Regions from separate parts of the Homo sapiens genome. Here region 2 is linked to region 1. Evidence: read pairs that join two places in POLR2A ChIA-PET (ENCODE). Cell type or tissue: GM12878. All regions are shown on one strand. Links, peaks and the distances in the headings refer to the core of each region. The heading gives the core; the rest is flanking DNA. Region 1 has its middle 65 kb from the start of LINC01907. Region 2 has its middle 28 kb from the start of GPR55.

Region 1 (9,371 bases), core at 2,363-7,362:
CCTCCGAAAGTGCTGGGATTACAGGTGTGAGCCACCACTCCCGGCCGGCAACCCTTGGCATTTCTTGTCTTGCAGCTGTACTGCTCCAGTCTCATGCCATCTTCTCCCCGTGTGTCTTCACATTATTTTCGCTCTGCATATGTCTGTGCTCACAGAGTTTTCCCTTATAGGACATCAGCCATATTGGATTAGAGGCCCGCCCTACTCAAGTATGACCTTGCCTTAACTAATCTGCAGTGACCCTATTTCCAAAACGGTTATGTTCTGAGGTAGTGGAAGTTAGGGCTTCAATATATCTTTTTTTGGGGACACAATTGAACTCATGACAACAACAAACATCTACTTAAAACTATTCTCACAGCCAGGCACTGTGGCTCATGCCTTTAATCCCAGCACTTTGGGAGGCTAAGGCAGGAGGATGGTTTGAGGCCTGGAGTTCAAGATCAGCCTGGGCAACAACATAGTAAGGTCTTGACTCGCCAAAAAAAAAAAAGCTTATGCCTGTAATCCCAGCACTTTGGGAGGCTGAGGCGGGTGGATTGCGAGGTCTGGAGTTCGAGATCAGCCTGGCCAACAAGGTGAAACCTGTCTCTACTACTACTAAAAATACAAAAAATTAGCCAGGCATGGTGGTGCGTGCCTGTAATCCCAGGTACTTGTGGGGCTGAGGCAGGGGAATCGCTTTAACTCAGGAGGCGGAGGTTGCAATGAGTGAAGATTGCACCATTGCACTCCAGCCTGGGCGACAGAACAAGACCCCGTCTCAAAAAAAAAAAAAAAAAAAAAAATTAGCCAGGTGTGGTGGTGTATGCCTGTAGTCCCAGCTATTTGGGGAGGCTGAGGAGGGAGGACTGCCTGAACCTAGAAGTTCAAGGTTACAGTGGGCCATGATTACACTATTGCACACTAGCTTGGGCAACAGAGTGAGACGCTGTCTCAAAAAAACAAAAAAGCAATTCTGGATTTAATGTGATGAATAAATTACATGATTAAATTAAACAATATTGTGACTGGGCGTGGTGGCTCCTGCCTATAATCCCAGCACTTTGGGAGGCTGAGGCGGGTGGATCACCTGAGATCGGGAGTTTGAGACCAGCCTGACCAACATGGAGAAACCCCATCTCTACTAAAAATACAAAATTAGCTGGGTGTGGTGGTGCATGCCTGTAATCCCATCTACTCAGTGGGCTGAGGCAGGAGAATTGCTTGAACCCGTGAAGCAGAGGTTGCGGTGAGCTGAGATTGCACCATTGCACTCCAGCCTGGGCAACAAGAGCGAAACTCCATCTCAAAAAACAAACAAACAAACAAACAAACAAAAAAACCCCAAAAACCCAAAACCAAAAACCACAAAACAATATTGTGCAAAATAAGCTATGTGAATCGTTTCTTTTTTTTTTGGAGACAGGGTCTTGCTCTGTCACCCAGGCTGGAGTGCAGTGGCATAATCATGGCTCGCTGCAGCCTTGAACTTCTAAGCTCCAGCAATCCTGCATCCTCCCGCCTCACCCTCTCAAGTAGTTGGGACTACAGGCATGTACCACCACACCTGGCTAACTTTTAAATTTGTTTTGTAGAGAAAAGGCCTCACTATGTTGCCCAGGCTGATCTCAAATTCCCGGGCTCAAGTGATCCTCCCACCTGGGCCTCCCAAAATGCTGAGATAATGAGTGTGAGCCACCATGCCTGACCAATCTTGTCTATTTCTTATCAGCAGTTTTACTTAAAAGAAATATTGACCATTTCTGAAGTTATTAAAAAATATATGTTATCTATTCCGAAGAGAAATTTCAAAGAGGAGTATCAAAAATATTTTTACTGGTCAGGCATGGTGGCACACGTCTGTAATCCCTACTCAGCTACTCAGCTACTCAGGAGGCTGAGGCACGAGAATCGCTTGAATCTGGGAGGTGGAGGTTTCAGTGAGCCGAGATCACACCTCTGCACTCCAGCCTGGGTGACTGAGCAAGACTCCATCTCAAAAAGCAAAACAAAACATACTTTTTATTATTGCAGCATCATTAGAATACAGGCAAAGCCTCCAAAGGGTAGCATGGTGGGCACTCATTTGGATGAATACCTTCTGGTGAGTTCGGGAATAGTCACTCATTCTCCTCCAAGAGGACCTAGAAAAAAAATCAGGAAAAAAATCTCAGTAGAGTGGTTTCAACTGCTTCTTCCCTCCTGTCTCCTAATGGATACTCTGCGTGTATTTCTCTCTTATATTATTCTTTCCTTCCCTCCCCTCCCCTCCCCTTCCCTCCCTCTCCTTTTTTTGGGACAGGGTCTCCCTGTCATCACCTAGGCAGGAGTGCAGTGGTGCGATCACAGCTCATTGCAGTCTTGACCTCCAGGGCTCAAGCAATTCTTCCGTCTCATGTTTTTGTTTGTTTGTTTGTTTGTTTCGAGATGGAGTTTCGCTCTTGTTGCCCAGAGTGCAATGGCGAGATCTCAGCTCACTGCAACCTCTGCCTCTCGGGTTCAGGTGATTCTCCTGCCTTGGCCTTTGAAGTAGCTGGGATTACAGGTGCCTGACACCACGCCTGGCTAATCTTTGTATTTTTAGTAGAGACGAGGTTTCACCATGTTGGCCAGGCTGGTCTCAAACTCCTGACCTCAAGTGATCCACCCAGCTTGCCCTCCCAAAGTGCTGGGATTACGGGTGTGAGCCACCGCACCTGGCCTTCCCGTCTCATTTTTTGACATAGAGACAAGGACTCACTATGTTGCCCAGGCTTGTCTTGAACTCCTGGGCTCAAGCAATCTTCCCACCTTGGCCTCCCAATGTGTTGGGATTATGGGCTTGAGACACTGCACCCAGCCTACATTATTTCTTTCTATCTGTCTATCCATCCATCTACTTGCCATCATTTATCTATTTGTCTATCATCATCTGTATTTCTATCCAATGTATTATTTTTTATTACATAATCACATTTTAAAATTACATAAACAAATCATGTTTCCTGTAGATCCAGTGGTTGTGGGGGGTGTGATTTTTGCACCCCAGAAGCAACATGTAACAGTCTGGAAAGATGCTATTTGTCATAGGTGGGGGTGCTACTGGCATCTAGTAGGGAGAGGCCAGAGGTGTTGCAAAACGTCCTACAAGATACAGGACAGTCCCCGGGACAAAAAAGTATTTGGTCCTAAATGCCAGTAGTGCTGAGGCTGAGAAACCCTGCTATAGAACAGTACAAAGTTCAAAGAAGCAGATGGAAAAATAATGACAGCTGGGGATTTCCACAGTGAACATTTTGGCTAAATTCTTTCAATTTTCGATGCACAAAAATATATATGGAAATAATTACAGATGTATAAAGAAAGAAATGTGATTATCATATACATGCTGCTTTGAAACCCAACTTTTTTCAGGTAATAATATTGTTCCAAGTCAGTAATTTTATATCTGTTACATCATTTTTCTCATTAAAAAACTAGCTTTTTAAAGATAAAAATATAGCATTCATGTGGTTAAAAATAAGAATTGCCAAAGTTCAAAAGAGCAAATGCGTTTTCACCGTGGTTATGTGTATTTTAGTACGTGTAAACTCTTAAACCACAAATTTGACTATGCAATGGCACTGCTGTGTATTTTGCTTTCATTATTTAATAATACATTAAATATATTAAATAATGTACTCATATGTAATTATGCTTACTTTTGCACCAGCCTAATATATTAAGTAATAAATTACATTAGGACAATTTCCATACCCACACATAGAGACCCACCCATTCTTTTTTTTTTTTGAGATGGAGTTTTGCTCTTGTTGCCCAGGCTGGAGTACAACGGTATGATCTCGGCTCACCGCACTCTCCACCTCCTGGGTTCAAGCGATTCTCCTGCCTCAATCTCCTGAGTAGGTGGGATTACAGGCCCGTGCCACCATGCCTGGCTAATTTTATATTTTTAGTAGAAATGGGGTTTCACCATGTTGGTCAGGCTGGTCTTGAACTCCTGACCTCAAGTGATCCACCTGCCTTGGCCTCCCAAAGTGCTGGTATTACAGGTGTGAGCCACTGCGCCCATCCCATCCTATTCTTTATAATGCTGCATAGCATCACTTATTATCCTATTGATAGGCAGTTGGCTCTTCCTATTTTTGCTATCACAATCACTGATGTGTGGTCATTTGTATACAACCTCTCTGCAGTCTCATGTGAGCACACCCTGAAGAACTGGAACTGGTGAATCAAAGGATACGTTCTTACATTTTCATAGCTATTGCAAAGGTGCTGTCTAAAGAGTTTGCCTTGTTTATGTCTCCCACTGCCTCTTTCCCCACAGCCTCACCAATCAAATATTTAAATGTTGCTAACCTGATTTAATAAAAATGGTATCTAGTTGTTTTCATTTGCATTTCTTTAAAAAAACTGATACATAAACATTGTACATGTTTATGGAGTACATATGATATTTTGTCTTATTTTTATTATTTTTTATCTTTGAGAAGGAGTTTCACTCTTGTCGCCCAGGTTGGAGTGCAATGGCATGATCTTGGCTCACTGTAACCTCTGCCTCCTAGGTTCAAGTGATTCTCCTGCCTCAGCCTCCTGAGTAGCTGGGATTACAGGCACCCGCCGCCACACCCGGCTAATTTTTGTATTTTTAGTAGAGATGGTGTTTCAACATGTTGACCAGGCTGGTCTTGAACCCCTGATCTCAGGTGATCCACCCGCCTCGGCCTCCCAAAGTGCTGGGATTATAGGAGTGAGCCACTGCACTTGGCCTGTTTTGTTTTTAAAAGTTTTAAAATGGCTGGGTGCGGTGGCTCACTCATGCTGTAATCTCAGCACTCTGGGAGTCCGATGTAGGTGGATTACCTGAGGTCAGGAGTTTGAGATCAGCCTGACCAAAATGGTGAAACCCATCACTACTCAAAATAGAAAAAATTAGCTGGGTGTGGTGGCGGGCACATGTAATCCCAGCTACTCGGGAGGCTGAGGCAGGAGAATCCCTTGAACCCGGGAGGCAGACATTGCAGTCAGTGAGCCTAGATTGTGCCATTGCACTCCAGCCTGGGCAACAAGAGCAAAACTCTATCTCAAAAAAAAAAAAAAAAGTTTTAAAACTTACCATGTTGCTCAGGCTGGATTCAAACTCCTAGCCTCAAGTGACTTCTCAGCCCTCAGAGCAGCTGGGAATACAGGTGCACCACTGTGCCTGGCTTACCATGCTTACAAGCATTACACATGCATACAATGTGTAATGATCTAATGATGGTACTTAGCATATCAACCACCTCAAACACTTACCATTTCTTTGTGTTGGGAACATTCCAAATCTCTTCTAAGCTATTTTTTTTTTTTTTTTTGAGACAGAGTCTTGCTCTATCACCCAGGCTGGAGGGCAGTGGCGCCATCTCGGCTCACTCCAACCTCCGCCTCCCAGGTTCAAGCAATTCTCCTGATTTAGCCTCACGAGTAGCTGGGATTACATGTGCCCGCCACCATCCCCCAGCTAATTTTTGTATATTTTGTAGAGACAGGGTTTTACCATGTTGGCCAGGCTAGTCTCAAACTCCTGGCCTCAGGTGATCTGCCTCAGTGATCCACCTGCTTCAGCCTCCCAAAGTGCTGGGATTACAGTCATGAGCCACCATACCCAGCCTGCTATCTTGAAATATACAATAAATTATTAACTATAGTCGCCTGTATTCCTTTAATTACTAAAGTTATGTATTTTTTTCATGCTTAATGGCTGTTTTTATTGTTTCCTATCAAGTATTCATTCCTTTACCCATTTTTTTTCCACTTGGGTTATCTCTTATATGTTGATTATTAAGACTTTATTGGATTTAAGTAAAGTAGCCATACATCTGTAAATACTTTCTCCTGGTTTGTCCTTTTCTTGAAGAAGTCTAAAGTTTTTATTTAGACAAAAATGAAACAAAATTTTCCTTTTATGGTGTCTGAATATATCGTGCTACAAAGGCCTTCTCTATGCCAAGAGTATAACTAAATTCATATGTTTTCCTCTTTTATGACTTAAGTTTTGCATTACATTAAAAAAATCTATCTTAAATTTATCCTGGAGGTAAGAACAATATCCCTGAGACCATTTATTGAGTCATGTATCCTACCCTACTAATTTAAAATGATACCTTCCTCTTATTCTTTATCCCATATGCACTTGGTGGCTATTTCTGGGCTTTCTGTTTTATTTCATAGATTGGTCTATTTTTGCTCTGATGACAAACTTTTAATTACTTGTGCTTTATAATGTGCTTTTATATATAGCAAGTCTAATCCTCTCATTTTTCTTCCTTTTCAAAAATTTTCTGAATAATTTAAATATTTGTTTAAAAATAATTATATAGGCTGGGTGTAGTGGCTCACACTTGTAATCTCAGCACTTTGGGAGGCCTAGGTGGGAAGATTGCTTGGGGCCAGGGGTTCAAGACCAGCCTGGGCAACATAGTAAGACCCTGTCTCTACCAAAAATTAAAAAATTAGCTGGCTGTGCCTGGTGGTTCACGTCTGTAATCCCAGAACTTTAGGAGGCCGAGGTGGGTGGATCACCTGAGGTCAGGAGCTCAAGACCAGCCTGGCCAACAGGGTGAAACCCCATCCCTACTAAAAATACAAAAAAATCAGCTGGGCGTGGTGGCGTGTGCCTGTAATCCCAGCTACTCGGGAGCCTGAGGCAGGAGAATCGCTTGAACCTGGGAGGTGGAGGTTTCAGTGAGCTGAGATCACACCACTGTACTTCAGCCTGGGCGACAGAGCAAGACTTAGTCTTAAAAAAAAAAAAATTAGCTGGGTGTGGTGTCATGTGCCTGTAGTCCCTGCTACTTGAAAGGCTGAGGTGAGAGGATTGCTTGAGCTCAGGAGGTCAAGGCTGCAGTGAGCCATGATTGTGCCACTGCGCTCAATGTGGGCAGCAGAGTGAGACTCTGTCTCAAATAATAATAATAACAACAATAATAAAATAACAATGTAATACATCAAATATATAAAAATGTATAGAGAAAAATATAATGAACAGCCACTTAAAAAAATAAACATTAATGGCTGGGTGCGGTGGCTCACGCCTGTAATCCCAGCACTTCGGGAGGCTGAGGTGGGTGGATCACCTGAGGCCAGGAGTTCGAGACCAGCCTGACCAATATGGTGAAATCCCGTCTCTACTAAAAATACAAAAATTAGCTGGATATCATGGCGTGTGCCTGTAGTCCCAGCTACTTGGGAAGCTGAGACAGGAGAATTGCTCGAGCCCAGGAGGCGGAGGTTACAGTGAGCCGAGGTCGTGCCATTGCACTTCAGCCTGGGCGACAGAGCAAGACTCCATCTCAAAAAAAAAAAAAGAATTACTAATACAACTGAGGCTTCCTAGACCACATCTCCTGCCGCTTCTTTCAGTGGCAACAATATTTCTGAATCTAGTGTTTAGCATTCTCATTGATTTGTTTATACTTTTAACTACTCTCTGTATTTATCCTTAAGACTATTAAATATATGCAGTACTTTCACTCTGTCAGGGTGGAATGGCTGTAGACACAGTCAAATTTTCAAATCTTTGGTGATATCCAGAGCCTCCAGCCATCAGAGGCGGGATAGGCCCTCCCCCTGGCTTGGACCTTGGGCAGTTCCCCACCAGAGGCTGTGGAGGTCTCCAACATCCGGCAACATCCTTCCCAAGTGCCTGGCTCAACCCTTCTGTGCCTGGGAGTTTTCTCAGATGCCATGGGGGCTTGCAGGACTGCAAGCTGGAGAAAGAGAAACTCCCAACAGTTATGGCCCCCGGAACAACCACCAACCAGGGAAGGATGGGAGAGAGCACAAAGAGGCTCAGCAGCCTGCACCCCCCGCCCCCCACCGCCACAGGTGGGTTCTAGATGCTTACCCAGAGGGTTCCCGGTGGGAGGAACCCCACGTGTCCACCCCCTCACAAATGGGCCGTCTGATGGCTTTTCTCCTACTCCCATCATATGTGGGTCCTGAATTTGTCTTTCACATAAGTGCCTGGCTCCCAAGCCCTTGCTCAGGCCTGTCTGGGGAGCGGGGAAACTGAACTAGGCCAGCCTTAGTCTCCCACTCCTCCTAACGCTCTTACAATGAAGCAGGTCTTCAATGAATCCAGAGCGGGTCACAGAAGTACAGGGAGGGGGCCTTGTAGATCATTTGGATGACTTTGGTGTTGACTTTGAGCAAGGTGGGAGCTGTTAGAGGATTTTTTTTTTAATGCCTTAATAGACTTTTTATTTTAAAATTTAATTTATTAATTTATTTAAGACAGAGTCTCACTCTGACACCCAGGCTGGAGTGCAGTGGTGCGATCTTGGCTAACTGCAACCTCCACCTCCTTGGTTCAAGTGATTCTCATGCTTCAGTCTTCCTAGTAGCTGGGATTACAGGCACATGCAACCACGCCCAGCTAATTTTTGTATTTTTAGTAGAGACAGGGTCTCATGATGTTGGCCAGCCTGGTCTTGAACTCCTGACCTCAAATGATCCACTTGACTCGGTCTCCCAAAGTGCTGGGATTACAGGCATGAGCCACCACACCGGGCCAAATAAACTTTAGTTTTTAGAGCAGTTTTAGGTTCACAGAAAAATTGAGCAGAATGTACAGAGATATTTCATATACCCCATGGCCTCACACATGTACAACCTCCCCCACTGTCAATATCCTCCACTAGGGGGTATATTTGTTAGAAGTGACGAACCTACAATGATAATCATAATCACCTAGAGTCCATAGTTTTAAATTAGGGTTTACTCTTGGTGTACATTTTATGGGCTTAGACAAATGTACGATAACATGTATCCACTATATAGTATCATACAGACTAGTTTCACTGTCCTGCAAATCCTCTGGGCCCCAACTCTTTATCTCTCTCTCCTGTCTAAACTTTGGTAAGCATTAATCTTTTTGTTTGTTTGTTTTTGTTTTTTGAGACTGAGTCTTGCTCTATTGCCCAGGCCGGAGCAGAGTGGCACGATCTCGGCTCACTGCAACCTCCGCCTCCCGAGTTCAAGCAATTCTCCTACCTCAGCCTCCTGAGTAGCTGGGATTACAGGCACCCAACACCACCCTAGTTACTTTTTGTGTTTTTAGTAGAGATGGGGTTTCACCATGTTGACCAGGCTGGTCTTAAGCTCCTGACCTCAGGTGATCCACCTGCCTCAGACTCCCAAAGTGCTGGGATTACAGGCGTGAGCCACCGTGCCCGGCCACTGTTGATATTTTCACTGTCTCCATGTGTTGCCTTTTTCAGAATGTCATATAGTTGGAATCATGCAGTACATGGCCTTTTCAGATTGGCTTCTTTCGCTTGGTGATATGCATTTAAGTTTCCTCCTTGTCTTTTCATGGCTTGACAGTTTGTTTTTAAGCTCTGAATAGTATTTTAGTGTCTGGATGT
Region 2 (9,371 bases), core at 1,906-6,905, 320 kb before region 1:
GTGATAACAGTAGTACTCTCTTATGTGTGGTTTCACTATCCTGAGTTTTAGCCACAGCCTGAAAATGTTAAATTTAAAACTCCACAAATAATTCAAAAATTTTCTTCCTTTCTTTCTTTATTTATTACAACTTAAACTTTATTTACTTGATTGAGAGCTTATTGTACATAAAATGTTTTATGTGGTTGAGCTTAGCTTTGTTCACACTGACTTCAGGGAGTCTGATTTCTATGCTCAAGATTGTTCAATTGCTGCTGTTGCCCTTGGTTTCTTTTCTTTCAGGATCAAGATGGGTACTTTCACATAATATCTTATTTTTAATTCCTTCTCTGGCAATTCTTTCCTGGATTCTTTGCTTTGCATAATTATACCTACAATGAAACCAGCATCCCAAAGTCACCAAGATAAATCCTCCTACTCCAACATCACATGATTTTCTAATTCTACTAGTTAACAAAAAAAAAGTCCAAAGCCAGCCACAACAGATCCTAATGAACCATACAATATTGAATCCCGGGCACAGGGAATATTTTCAACACCTGAAATGCCTAGGAGCTTAAAGAGCTTCCCCTTCGCGGGCTCGCCGGGCTCCGGAGCGGCGGCCACGGGGACGACTCCCCGCCTCCACCCGCCCAGCACCGCCGGCGCCGCGGGAGAAGGAAGACCGGCCAGCCGCGCCCCTCCCCGTCCCGCCCAAATTCACAAGTTTTAAATCACGCGCTGTTCTGAGCAGCGCAGTGAAATCTCTCGCTGTCCCGCTCCATCCTGCTCAGGAGGTGAATCATCCCTCTGTCCCGCGTATCCATGCTGGAGACACCACCGGCCGTCAGTGATCGACTGTCATGGTATCGCAGTGCCGGTGTTCAAGGAACCCTTATTTTACTAAATAATGTCCCCAAAGCACAAGCGTAGTGATGCCAGCAATTCGGATATGCCAAAGAGAAGACCTCAAGTGCTTCCTTTAAGCGAAAAGGCAAAAGTTCTCAAGAAACAAAATCATTTGCTGAGATTGCCAAAAATCTATGGTCAGAATAAAATTTCTAATTCTGAAATTGTAAAGAAAGAAAAAGAATGTGTGCTGGTTTTGCTGTTGTACCTCAGACTGCAAAAGTGATGACCACAGTGCGTGATAAGTGCTTAGTTAAGACGAAAAAGGCATTACATTCGTGGGTGGAAGACCTGAACAGAAACTACTTCTGATTGGCGGCAGTCAGGCTTGGTACTCTCTGCAGTTTCAGGCATCCACAGGGGGATCTTAGAACTGAAAAAAAAAAAAAGGTTAATCTGAATTACATCATGAGGCAGTAATTAGGCAAATAGAGATTCCAGAATAGTCCGTTAGGCTCTCCAAGAATGTCAACGTCATGAAAGACGAAAAAAGGTAGGGAGACAGCTCTAGATGAAAAGGTATTAAACAGTCAAATACAACACATGAACCCTGATTAAATGCAAGATAAAGATTTTTTTAAAATACAGATTATGAGATAATATTATTGTATCCATGTTAAATGTTAAATTTCTTCATTGTGATCATGGTATTGGGTTATGTAAGGAATGTTCTTCTTTTAGGAGCTGCAGGTGAAGTATTTAGGGGTGAAGTGAGCATATGTCTGCAACTTACTCCAAACGCTTCAGCAAAAATGTATATATATTTAGTGAAGGGTAATTGGGTGTTTGTTTAACTGATTTTCAACTTTTCTGCAAGTTTGATATTTAAAAAAATTAAAAGATTGCCAGGAGTGGTGGCTCATGCCTATAATCCCAACACTTTGGGAGGCTGGAGGCGGGTGGATCACTTGAGGTCAGGAGTTTGAGACCAGCCTGGCCAACATGGTGAAACTGCCAACTCTACTAAAAATACAAAAAATTAGCTGGGTGTGGTGGTGCATGTCTGTAGTCCCAGGTACTCGGGAGGCTGGGGCAGGAAAATTGCTTGAACCCAGGAGGCAGAGGTCGCAGTGAGCTGAGATTTCACCACTGCACTCCAGCCTGGGCAACAGAGTGAGACTCTATCTCAAATAAATAAATAAATAAATAAATAAAGTAAATAAAATAAATTTGGGAATAAAATCCTGCTTTCAGGTAAATGTTAGAACAAGACCTCCCACTGTCCTAGCTATTGGGATTCTCCTAAGGAGAATTAGGAATCCTCTAGTTTAAAGACACTGGTGTAGTTGGGCATGGTGGCTCATGCCTATAATCTCAGCACTTTGGGAGGCTGAGGAGGGAGGATCACTTGAGGCCAGGAGCTTGAGACCAACCTGGGCAATATAGTGAGACCCTGACTCTACAAAACAATTTAAAATTAGCCAGATGTGGTGGCACACGCCTGTAGTCCCAGCTACTCAGGGGACTGAGGTGGGAGGATTGCTTGAGCCCGGGAGGTCAAGGCTGCAGTGAGCCGTGATCACACCACTGCAGGCACACTCCAGCCTGGGCAATGGAATGAGACCCCGTCTCAAACAAAACAAAACAAAACAAAACAAAAAGACACTGGCATAATCTTTTCTGGCTGTGTTTTCCCATATGAGTCTCCTTTATGGTCTACCATTTAAGTGTAATCCTTCTCTACATTTGAATTGTATTTGATTTGCTTTACAATTCTAAGAAGTTTCCATTGAGCTGATGTTTAATAGGCCCTTGAGTAGTGATACTGCTAATGTGCTACCAGATTTAGTCACTGGAACTGTCTTAACAGGCTGGAGAGAATGTAAGGTGAGAAAAGCCTGTGTCTGTGTTGTGGGAATTCTGTACAGTTATGTTAAGGTGAGCAAGGAATCTGTGTGAAAGCCACTTTCTTTCCTGAGAGCATCTGATGCACTGTCACGTGTGCCCATAACAAGGACTCAGATATGCTGTCACATCAAGGAGACATGGAAAATAGGAAGTCAAGACCTTTCTACTGGGTAAAAATGAGGAGAAATTTCCTTAAGGAAATAACACAAAATAATTAGACAGCTAACAACATTTGTTGTTTGTATTATCTGACAAAATTTCAACAGTGGATTGTGAATTATTCTTTTCTTTGCCACTCAAAGTAGATGGAGATCATAATTTCACAGAAATGGTATATGAGTTGGGATGCTAGCTCTTGGTGACAGATTACTGTCACATAGTAAAGGGATAAACATAGTGGGAGGAATTCAAAAGATGACTCTGTCCCTAACTGTAATTGCATCAAGGGATGACATGTTAGTTTCTTTTCACTTGCCAATTCCAATTGTTGGATGAGGATTGCTTAGAAGACTATATTAAGGATTCCTGGGACACTCCAGGCTCAGGGAGAAAGAGTACAGTAATTGATTAGTGATGTCTGTCATGACTTTTTTGAAAGAGTGCAAGTGGCATGGAAGCCATATTTGCTAACTTTGAATTCCAAACACAAACTAAATTGAATGCTTAAAAAACACTAACACCTTCAAGAAAGCATTTATTAAAGTAATGATCATTGGCCTTGGTTAGTGGGTACAAAAAAACAGAAAGAATAAATAAGATCTAGTATTTGATAGCACAACAGGGTGACTATAGTCAATAATAATTTAATTGTACATTTGAAAATAACTAAAAGAGTATAACTGGACTATTTGTAACACAAAGGATGAATGCTTTAGTTGATGGATACCTCATTTACCCTGATGTGATTATTACACATTGTATGCCTATATCAAAATCTCATGTACCCCATAAATATATACATCTACTATTACCCACAAAAATTAAAAATAAAAAGTTTAAGGCCGGGAGGCTTCGGCCAGTGGCATGGAAAGGAGGGAACTAAGACTGAAGTCTGAAAGCCAAGCTTTAAATCCAACAGAAAATGAACTAGAAGAGAGTTAAGCCGAGTCCTCTTCAGGACACAGAATGATAGCCAGCCCAGAGCAGGGGCTTGGCTCTGTCACTGTGGAAACACAGAGAAAGTTCTGGCTTGGATGGGGTGTTGGCAGTGCCATCTACACTGTGTCAGGGGAAGGGGCAAGGAGACCAGGTGCAAGGATGCACGTGGTCCACCTGATGCCAGGGGCAGCTGTTGTGGGCACGATTACGGGGCTGCATAGCCAGGGCTGTGAAACCTTTGCATCTCGGAACTTGCTCAGAAGCCCTCTGTTACGATTTGGCTTCCTGGGCAAGACAAGGTCCGTTGATCAGAAGCCAGTGGGAAGCTGTGGTTTCCAGAATGAGCTCAGCTAACATAAGCTTGCTCCACAGGCCTGCTCATCAGACCTTGGAGCCTCTCAGGCTGAGGACTCGCCTTGGGGATCCCCCACCAGGAAGGTGGTTCCAGGAGACCGGGGAGGTGGAGGGGACTGCCAGCCTTCATCTCCTGGCCGTGTGCAGACTCACACCTACTCATGCTCCTGGTTTTTAAGAAGATCCACACTGGACAGATGTGTATGCTGGATGCTTCCAGCCTCTCCAGTTTCCTAGGAGATCCTGCTCTTTAATGCCCTCCTTATAATCAGCTGAGGGACACAGGATGTACAGGGTTTTACCAGGTTCTTGTCCCCTGATAGTGTCTGGGAAGATGTGTTTATTTCCCCTTCCTGCTGTAACACATTGCCATATATTAAGTGGCTTAAAATAACACAAATTTATTATCTTACAGTTCTGTAGGTTAGAAGCCCAACACAAGTCTCACTGGGCTAAAATCAGGGTGCTGGCAGGACTGTGTCCTCCTGGAGGCTCTAGAGGAGAACCTGTTTCTCTGTCTTTCCAGCTTCCAGAGCCAGTTCTTCCTGCAGCCCTTGGCTCATGGCCCCTTCTTCCGTCTTCAAACCCAGTAACAGTGGGTTGAGTCCTTCTCACATCCTATCCCTCTGTCTCTTCTGCCCTACTCTCTACCTTCAAGAACTTTTGTGATTACATTGGGCCTATCAGGATAATCCAGGATAATTGGCAACCTTAATTCCATTGACAACCTTAATTTGCCATGTAATTTAACATACTCACCAGTTCTTGAGATTTGTACCTAGACATACTGGGACAGGGGAGATTATTCTGCCCACCTCAGAAGCCCCTAACAATGCTCCAGGATCCACACAACCACCACCTCCACCTGGTTGCTGCTGGTCACTTTAGCCAGCCACCTCTCCTTCCTTCCTTCTGGCCACCTGGGAACTAGCTTTTCTGGGGTGCGCATGCTTCCTTAGCCACTGCACCCAAGGATGGACCCAAGTATCACTCTAATTCCCCAAGGCCCAGCTGAAACAGAGGAAAACATCATGGTGACAACTGGCAGCAGAGGTCCTCATAGCTGGGGAAACACCTTGGCAACTGTTAGGGCAAATGGCGGAGCAGAGGACGCAGACATCGGCCAGCACCTGGGCCACCATGCAGAGGCTTCAGCTGCTGGAAGGAAGGAAAGAGGAGGGGGAGAGAGAAGGGCCAGGAAGGCAGAAGGTGAGAGAAGCCTGCCTCCAAGAGGCTGGCTCCTGTGGGGGCCGGCCTGAGGATGTTCCCTGGGGACAGGGTGGCCGTGGGCCATTTCAGCTGTGCAGATGCCCGATGGAAGCTTGTGTTTCTGTGATGTGAAATCTCCCTGTCTCTCTGCAGTCCCTGAGCTTCAGAAACGCCCATGACACCTTGTGGGCAGGGGTTCTCTATAGGACTCCTGGAAGAGTAGACAAGTAACTGACAAGCGGCACCATGGGAAAAGCAGAGGCTGTAGAGGTGTCAGCAGCCCTGCCCTGGGAATGTGCAGAAAACTTGGGAGGGCATTGGCCATCCCCAGATCACACAACAGGACATCCCACGGAGGGCTGTGGCCTTCCTTAGCCCTCTGGGCTCACAATGAGCCAACCTCATGTAGAGTTCAAGGCACGGCCAGGCTCCAGCTGACTTCTGGATCACACCTGCTAAGACCAGGTAGTACCTTTTAATCCAATATTATTACTGAAGGCTTGGGCATAAGAAGAGAGCACTTTAGCATAGAAGGAGCATTCCAAAGTGCTCACCAGGATTGTGGCTCCTGGCACACAAGCTGCGCCCGCCCTCAGGCTTTCCCTGTCCCTATAGGCCTTGGCCTGCTGCCTGCAGGAGGGTTTGCCCACATGTCCTGATGAGAGCTCAGGTGACCATGTCGTCTCTATCTTTGAGGTCTAGTAACCCCCCCTCCCTCTCCAAATGTACCTTCTCTTGCTGGATGTGGTGGCTCACACCTGTAATCCCAGCACTTGGGAGTTTGAGGCAGGAGGATGGTTTGAGTCAGGAGTTTGAGACCAGCCTGGGCAACATAGCAAGACCCCCGTTTCTGCAAAAAAATTAAAAAAAAAAAAATTAGCCGGGCCTGGTGGTATGTACCTGTAGTCCCAGCTGCTCAGGAGGCTGAGGTAAGAGGATCATCTGAGCCCAGGATGTTAAGGTTGCAGTGAGCCATGATTGTGCCATTGCCCTCCAGCTTGGGCAACAGAGCAAGACCCTGTCTCACAAAAAAAAAAAAAAAAAACCCCAATAACAACAAAAAACCCACAAATGTACCTTCTCTGGGCCTAATGAAAGGGAAAAAAATCCCTGCTTACCCTCAGTTGTCAAGATCCCAGCCAACTCTAAGTTGTGAATGGTACAAAGCGGAGCTGTCAGCCTTTTGAACTCCTCTGGGTCAAAGGGTAGGCTATTTTTAAGGCCCCTGGTATGTGTTGCCAAGTTGCCTTCTAGAAACCACATAGGCTGCCCTCTTCCCTAGACATCTGCCAGCACTAAGCATTGCCATCTAATAAATCTCTGCCAAGTTGGTATGAAAAAATCTCATTTTCATTTTTAGTTCTTTGATTACGTGTGTATATTTTAAAAATATGCATATTGTTTCAGGGAAACACTCCCAAACCATGTTTTTCCTCTGTTCTCACACCACCACGACAACAATCATCAACACAGAAGGAGAATTCTGGGACCAGATGTGTGGGGGGTTGTCCCACTAAGCCGCGGACAGCAGCGGGGTGTCCTCCAGTTCAATTCCAACACTGTCTACCTGGAGATAGTCTTACAGCCCACAGGTTGAGGGCTCAGTCCCAAGACTATCCCTGACCCAGACACAAGTCTGGCCCTTCGGAACTTCTGACCGACCAACTTCAAGTTGGGGTTCCCACAACGCCCTCTTTGGGTTTGATCAATTTGCTGGAGTGACTCACAGAACTCAGGGAAACACATTAGCCCGTTGATTCTAAAGGATGTTACAAAGGACACTGATGAAGAGATGCACAGGGCAAGGTATAGGGGAAGGGGCATGGAGCTTCCAGGAACCTCCGTGTGCTCAGCTCTCCGGAAGCTCTCTGAACCCTGTCCTCTTGGGGTTTTTATGGAAGCTTCATGATGTCAGCGTTCCTTCTCTCAGGGCATAGGACAGAACCCTCTCTGGGGAGAGTCTTAAGACCCACAATCAGAAAGGCGGGGGAAGATACGAGTCCTGCCTTGCGGCAGGTGAAAGGAGAGCTGGAGAAGGCCAGAGAGATTCTGTTTCCTGAGGCCTAACACAGCCACTGTCATAACACGAGACTGTAACAGGGACTATGGGGGTTCCGAGCCAGAAACTGTGGACAAAAGCCAACACGTGTGTACTTATCATAACACCACACATGTCACTTCTTGTGAATGATATTAGTAATAATGAAAAACCTATTTCCAGTGTCGCGAATCTCTATTTAGATGTGAGAAAAAATGTTTGACTTATGTGAAGCAGAGAAGGTTTCCTTATCTGTGCAGCTCTCGTTATGAGGTCTGAGGCTGGAGTGCGGGAAAGAAGAGCAAAACGAGAAAAACAAAAAAGAGGGGAAAGAGAAGATGAGAAGAAAATAAAAGTGGCAAGAAGAGATAAAAAGACAAAAAAGCCAATTGCTCTAATTGCTCTGCGTCTTGTCCTGGGTGCCATGCCTGGGAGACAGGCAGGTAGGCGATGGGCTGAACAAGGTCTGTCCAGCACACTCTGCATTCTGCCACATCATGTGCAGGCCAGTGGTTCCCAGACAATGTGGCTTCAGGACCCCTTTACACTCTTAAAAAGTGTTAAGGATCTCAAAAAGCTCTTATCTATGTAGATATCTATCAGTGTTTCCTGTGTTAGAAATTAAAACAAAGAAACTGGCTGGGCGTGATGGCTCACGCCTGTAATCCCAGCACTTGGGGAGGCCGAGAGGGTGGATCACGATGTCAGGCGTTCAGCCTGGCCAGCATGGTGAAACCCCGTCTCTACTAAAAATACAGAAAAATTAGCCAGGCGTGGTGGTGGTTGCCTGTAATCCCAGCTATTTGGGAGGCTGAGGCAGAGAATTGCTTGAACCCGGGAGGCGGAGGTTGTAGTGAGCCGAGATTGTGCCACTGTACTCCAGCCTGGGTGACAGAGCGAGACTCTTGTCTCAAAAAAAAAAAATAAATTTAGTGAGAAGAGAAGCATTATTTTTACATTTCCACAGATCTCTGTGATGCTGGGCTTTATGAAAGATGGTTGGCCTCTCCTATCTCTATTCAGTCTATTGTGGTATCACACAGCATACAGCCTCCAGAAAACTCCACTGTACACTCACTAAAGGAAGACAGTGGAAAAGGAAATACTAACAACATTTCAGTATTATTATGAAAATAGTTTTGACCTTGTGGATCCCCAGAAAGTGTCCCAAGACCACCCTTCCCCACAGAGTGCCTGAGCCACACTTTGAGAAGTGCTGATCTAGGCCGGGGAATTGATGGAATCCACCCCATTCTTCCCAGGAAGGCAATCTTACAATAGCTATCAAGAACTTTAAAAGCAGGATGGGCGCGGTGGCTCACGCCTGTGATCTCAGCACATTGGGAGGCCAACGCGGGCAGATCGCAAGTTCAGGAGTTCGAAACCAGCCTGGTCAACATGGTGAAACCCCGTCTCTACTAAAAATACAAAAATTATCTGGGTGTGGTGGCAGGTGCCTGTAATCCCAGCTACTCGAGAGGCTGAGGCAGGAGAATCGCTTTAACCCGGGAGACAGACGTTGCAGTGAGCTGAGATTGCGCCATTGCACTCCAGCCTGGGTGGAAGAGTGAAACTCCGTCTCAAAGAAAACAAACAAACAAACAAACAAAAAAAGAGCCATAAAAGCATTAGGGCCTGTTGATGTAGTGATTCCTCTTTGGGGACTATATTTTATATTTATTAATTTTATTTTTTGAGACAGGGTCTCAGTCTGTTGCCAAGGCTGGAGTGCGGTGGCACCATCCCAGCTCACTGCAGCCTTGACCCCCCTGGCTCAGATTATCCTCCCACCTCAGCCTCCCGAGGAGTTGGGATTACAGGCGCACGCCACCAAACCGGACTATTTTTTGTAAAGATAGGGTCTCCCAATGTTTCCCAGGCTAGTCTCAAACTCCTGAGCTCAAGCAATCCTCCTGCCCCTGCCTCCCAAAGTGCT

What was found. ChIA-PET counts read pairs that join two places held together with the same protein. Peaks named below come from ENCODE experiments on the same cell type or tissue, not always from the same donor. Only the 100,000 strongest peaks of a DNase experiment are listed, where the experiment ranks them.
Region 2: POLR2A ChIA-PET joins it to region 1 with 5 read pairs; 1 of 35 experiments calls an interaction of 5 or more read pairs at or near these places.

The regions. Positions count from the first base shown.
Region 1 is chr2:230,630,926-230,640,296 of GRCh38, reverse strand. No RefSeq gene overlaps it. Among named protein-coding and RNA genes, the nearest start is that of LINC01907, 65 kb to the left of the region's middle. In GM12878, for the core only: no CTCF peak of the experiment used is centred there; no DNase peak of the experiment used is centred there; H3K27ac peaks cover 1,078 bases.
Region 2 is chr2:230,948,828-230,958,198 of GRCh38, reverse strand. It overlaps a transcript of GPR55 not described here and the pseudogene COX20P2. Among named protein-coding and RNA genes, the nearest start is that of GPR55, 28 kb to the right of the region's middle. RefSeq lists a silencer at 532-631 and enhancers at 7,381-7,440, 7,571-7,620, 7,811-7,880, 8,091-8,140. In GM12878, for the core only: no CTCF peak of the experiment used is centred there; a DNase peak (open chromatin) is centred at 4,166; H3K27ac peaks cover 5,000 bases.